2 separate regions of the Mus musculus genome follow, and region 1 is linked to region 2. The links are chromatin loops, found by intact Hi-C in ENCODE. Cell type or tissue: left cerebral cortex. All regions are shown on one strand. Region 1 has its middle 9.0 kb from the start of Eif3d. Region 2 overlaps Cacng2 (calcium channel, voltage-dependent, gamma subunit 2).

What was found. A loop is a pair of places that touch in the nucleus more often than their neighbours do. Peaks named below come from ENCODE experiments on the same cell type or tissue, not always from the same donor. Only the 100,000 strongest peaks of a DNase experiment are listed, where the experiment ranks them.
Region 1: it touches region 2 in a loop (5-fold over the local background); 3 of 42 quality-filtered maps call a loop at or near these places.

Annotation. Positions count from the first base shown.
Region 1 is chr15:77,978,563-77,981,062 of GRCm38, forward strand. No RefSeq gene overlaps it. Among named protein-coding and RNA genes, the nearest start is that of Eif3d, 9.0 kb to the left of the region's middle. In left cerebral cortex, no CTCF peak of the experiment used is centred here; DNase peaks (open chromatin) are centred at 1,002, 1,172, 2,418 and 2,487; H3K27ac peaks cover 1,199 bases.
Region 2 is chr15:78,048,716-78,051,215 of GRCm38, forward strand. All of the region lies in intron 1 of Cacng2 (calcium channel, voltage-dependent, gamma subunit 2), which reads right to left. All of the region lies in intron 3 of Gm46520 (a long non-coding RNA gene), which reads left to right. Among named protein-coding and RNA genes, the nearest start is that of Gm46520, 38 kb to the left of the region's middle. In left cerebral cortex, no CTCF peak of the experiment used is centred here; DNase peaks (open chromatin) are centred at 1,442, 1,941 and 2,122; H3K27ac peaks cover 1,959 bases.

The DNA of each region.
Region 1 (2,500 bases), 70 kb before region 2:
GACTCACCGATGTGTCTTGGGACTGCTGATGTGGGCAGCCCTACTTCTAGAGAGCCAACCTACATCTCCTCTGCTCTTCTTAAGGCTGCGGGGTAGGTTTTTCAATCGATGAGAAAACCAAAGCTCTAAGAGGAGGGCCTTGCTCAAGGACAGCTAGTCACGGTGATTTAGAAATTGAGCCCAGGCCACTAGAACTGAGGTGTTACTCCTTTGCGGCATCAAAGTCCCCAAACTCTGAAGCTAGGACTTCTTCGCAAGACTGGGCAAGCATTAGACTATGCCCCTGGGGTAAAGTGGATAGTAGGTAGAATCTATGTCAAATCCCACACAGTGTGAATGTTTATATATATATATATATATATATATTTTTTTTTTTTTTTTTGCTGAAGAAAAGACCCAAGACTTATGGAGTTCTTCTCAGGACTCACCGAGAGTTCATCGGCAATGAGGTCAGCCCACTGGAAAATGTTCTGCCATCCAAAGAATTGACAACTCTAGGGCTGGCTACTATGGCTCTGGAGGTTAAGGGGCTTGCTGCCAAGTCTGATGACCTGAGTTTGATTCCCCAAGTCCACATGGTGGAAGGAGAGAACTGAGTCCTCTCAAGTTGTCCTCTAACCTCTTCATGCATACTGCGGCGCGCGTGTGTACACACACACACACACACACACACACACACACACACACACTCCTACACACCCACACACACATTAAAAATGAATTTAAATCTTTGAAGCAAATCAGGCCACCAGGACTTCAGTGGAGAGACTCTGTTTCCCTGTCTCCCTCAGGATACTTTTCCTGTCCCTCTTCTGAGTTCAGAACTCTGTCCCTACTCTGTCCTTACAGAAGACTCAGGGCTGAGGACACAGTGCCCAGGCAGACAGCCCAGAAACATGCAGCATTTACTCTTTTCGTGGGAGGCTGCGAGAAGCTTTCAGCTCACCAGCCCGCCTCAGCCTCAGGGTGGGTGGATTGCCCCAGCAAAGCAGTCAAAGTTGCCAATGCAAAAGGGTGCAAAGCCTTGGAGCGCAGTCCTTGTCCTCAGGAGAAAGGGACGCTGTTGGCCATCCACGCCGGTGACGGGTATTGAAAGTTATTTTTTATTTCAGCTGGATGTACACTCACCCATCACAGGACCGTGCTCAGAATAGAGAGGCACCTGTTGGGCCATCCTCCCCACTTCCTGCCTTTTGGGCATCTCTCCAACTGCTGAGCCATCCACTTCTCTGTTATGCCCAAGATATATCAGGATGCTCAGCCCTGACGACAGGGGACAAAATAGAACCCTACTTCCTTCAGAACCATCTAGCTCATTTACAGAGCTGGACTGTCTCAGTGGGATGAGCAACAACCAGGCCTCCCACATTTTTCTCTGTTGGAAGCAGGGTTCGGGGTCCTGAGGCCAAAGGCAAGCCATTGTCGGCTTTATCTGGCTGTGTTGGGTCGGGTTAAGAAGGCCCCCTCGCTGGGCATTAGTCCTGCTTTGAGCAGCACAAGCCTAGACTCATCTCTGCTGTGGTGTGTAACCTGGTTCCGACTCTCCTGACAGATTTGTGCAGAGCCTAATCATGAAGGCCAAGTGACTGCAAGACCTTACTTGAGGATCTTCTTCTTACACGTGTGAGGGGCTCAGACTGAGTTTGGACCCAGGTTTCAGTAACCACGTGACCTTGGGCAAACTATAAGGTCCTCAGAACCTTGTCTGTAGAACGCAAGAAATTGGAATGCTCCTCTCTCAGGGAGAGGGTGAGCATCTTGTCAGAGGATGGTGACTTTTCTTCAGACAGCGAGTCCAGGTCAGTGGGTTGACTGGAGCCTGGGTAGAACTTTGCCCAGGGCGCAATCTTGAAAAGAGATTCTAAAAGCAATCACTGGTCATCCACAGCTAACAACTTAGTTCAAGCCCCTGAGATGTAGCTCATGCTAGGGATATGAGACTTGAGAGGTGCTTCGTGAAATGCATTTTATATCTTACAAACTTGTTTATCTTGTGGTACCGGGGATTGAACCCAGGATCTTGTGCATGACAGACGAATGCTCTACTGCTAAGCCATGTTCCTAGCTATGAAGTATACTTTGAGTTTACATCTAAATTCTGTATTTCACACATAAATCAGGTTTTGGTATATTCTCTCTCTGTCTCTCTGTCTCTTTGTTTTTGGAGATAGCCCTGGCTGTCCCAGAATTCACTATGACCAGAGATTCTCAGAGACCAGGTTGGCCTGGTCTCTGAGAGATCCATCTTCCTCTGCTTTCTGAGATCTGGGATTAAAGGTGTGCACCACCACCTCCTGGTAGGGATTCCCTTAAAATCTGGCCAGACTACTCAGTCATTCCTGATATCTGAAGAGGACTTGTCCCTTGGCCTGGGGCTTACAAATGTGCTGCAGTCCCTACCACCCCCTATCACTCCAGTCCCTGACTTTCTCATATTCCTGTATGCTCTCCCCGAGGTCCTCTGGGGATTGGCAGATAAATTGCAGTGCTGTGCCGTGGG
Region 2 (2,500 bases):
GCATGTCTTCTCCCTGTCCCCATTCTCAGATGTGGGGTTGATTGAGAGAATTGGAGTAACTCAGGTCTATTTTTAACAACTAATGGATACATAAAGCTTTAGGCCCTATCAAGGAATGTATTATTAATCTAACTGTCCATCCATCCATCCATCCATCCATCCATCCATCCATCCATCCATCCATCTGTTCATATGTCTATCCATCTATTTTTCATTCTTTCAATATATTTGTCCATCCACCCTTCTGTCTGCCTACCCACTCACTCATTTAACATTGATCTCTCATCCATCCATCCATCCATGCACCTATATCCATCAATACAGCAGTTGCCTGATGCTGTTACTGGGCTAGCAATAGTTGCTTAGAGCATGGAAGAGGGACCATTGAAATAATATAGATTGTCAAGCCAGAGATAGAAGTAAGTGCTAGGCATCAATGTAGGAGGTAGAGAGGCAGCTACTTGTTCCTCATACATGTGTGTGTTGTATATAGATGAGCTGATGACTGTCAGAGCTGCGGACATGGAAGAGTTAGATAGGGGCCAGGCCACAGGGAGCACACAAGTCAGATGGGTACCCTTCCTTTATTTACCACATTCACTAAGTTCCTACAGCTTCTAGAACCCAAGCTCCATTGTTTTCCTGGGATAAGAGGGCATGGTGAAGACCATGGCTCTGGCTTCAGAGTAGATAGTTCCTGAAGCATATGTTCTAATAGGGATGTGTCACTGAGACCATAAAAAAATATGTGAATGAAGGCATGGAGAAGGCTTGGAAGTCAACTCAGAGGGTTGATGCTCTCTGAATCAGTGGTATAGTATTCTTGGAAAGAATATCCCAGAGGAGATCAGCACTAGTGAGCATTTTTAGGTAGGGGAAAGTTTGTTGTCTATGAGGGTCAGGAGGTAGCAGTGAGTCTGGGGACAGAGGATAGGGTTTGACAGGATGAGATAGATAAGATGAAGACAGATTATGTATGTATATTGATCCTAGTAAGATATTAAGAATGGTCTGGAAGAGGGCCAGGGTGGGAGGTAGACCAGTTGGCCAACTCTCTGTGCAGCTCAGCAGGAAGGTAAGAAGGACTGGGCTATTGGAGTTGTGAACCTGGTTGGAGAAGCTAATAGGTGGTTCATCATGGCATCAGTTTGGGTGTAGGAAATAGTGAAGAGGGCAGCCCAAGGTCAGGATGGCTTTTTTGTTGGCCTGTAAGAGAGCTGGACACAAACTCAAAACCACAGGAGCTCTGGATGGCTTTCCATAATCAGAGTGAGGCTGTCAGTGTCTATCTTTTTAGACACGAGCTCTCACTGTGGACATTTTGGGTAGGGGTGGCAGGAAGAGTGATTGATAAAGTGTGGCGGGGTGGTGAGAACCTCAGGAAGGTGGGTGTAGAGGTGGGTAGGTGCCTGAGCTGCTTCCCAGCTGGGAGGTGCAGGATGCTGGGTTGGCACACAGGAGTCAGTACTGTTCTACCTACTCCTGAGTAGGGTTTGCACTTCCTGCAAAGCAATGTGAGGCAGGAGAGAGCAAGGCAAAGCCCAGCCCAAAGTGTCTGTATAGGAGTGCTATATAGGACATGTCAGGGTAGCCTTATCCCTCATAGGGAAGATGACCCACTGGGTTCCACACACTTTTCCTGACTAGGTAGCTAGCAGAATCTTGGCCAATAGTAGGGATGGTCTCATGATCAAAATGTCTGAAAAAGCAGCCTCCTTGCTAGAGTCTAGAGTAGCTCTTTCTGGTCACATGGGTATTGTCCTTGTGACTGTGCAGCCCCCAAACTCTGTACCTGTCCCTCTACCAGCCTTGAGGACAATCAGAAAAACAGACCAACAGGCTACAGCTGGCCTGTTCTGTGAGTGACCCACTTCTTTATAGGGAACCCGGCTGGTGGAGTGTTTCTCTACTTCTAGCTCTGTGCATTTTGGGAGAGACAAGGAACAGTGAGAACTTCAATGTGTACACGACAGCGGCTGTACCAGCTTCTGTCCAGGGTCTGAGATACAAAAGAGCTGTGGCTCAGATGCTCCCAGGAGTTGGTATCAATTAGATCTATTTCCCATATGTCTTCTTCTTCTTCTTTTTAAATGAGGAAGCAGAGTAGCGGAAGGCAGCTCTTTCTTGCAGAGCACGCTGCACTGTGTAGTCGTGTGCAGAGGTGGGCTATGGAGCTTCTGCAATTAGAAACCCACGGGAGAGACACTCGTTGCTAGAATGATTCAGACGCTGTTCCGACAGAAGCAGAATGACCTATTTTCTGAGATTCTTTTAAAAGTGGAAATTCGTTTTGTGTCAATTGCCCTAGGTGACCTCTAAGAGACATAGAATAGCCCTGAGGTGACAACTGGGAGCTTTTGGGGACTGGCACCTATGGGGAAGTTCAGTTCCCATGCCATTACTGGTTGGGGTCCCAGGACTCATTTGTCCACTAGCCTGTGATAGGCCTGAGGATGAAAGAGGTACTCTTCTCTTCTCCCGTACTTGGTCCATTTCTCCC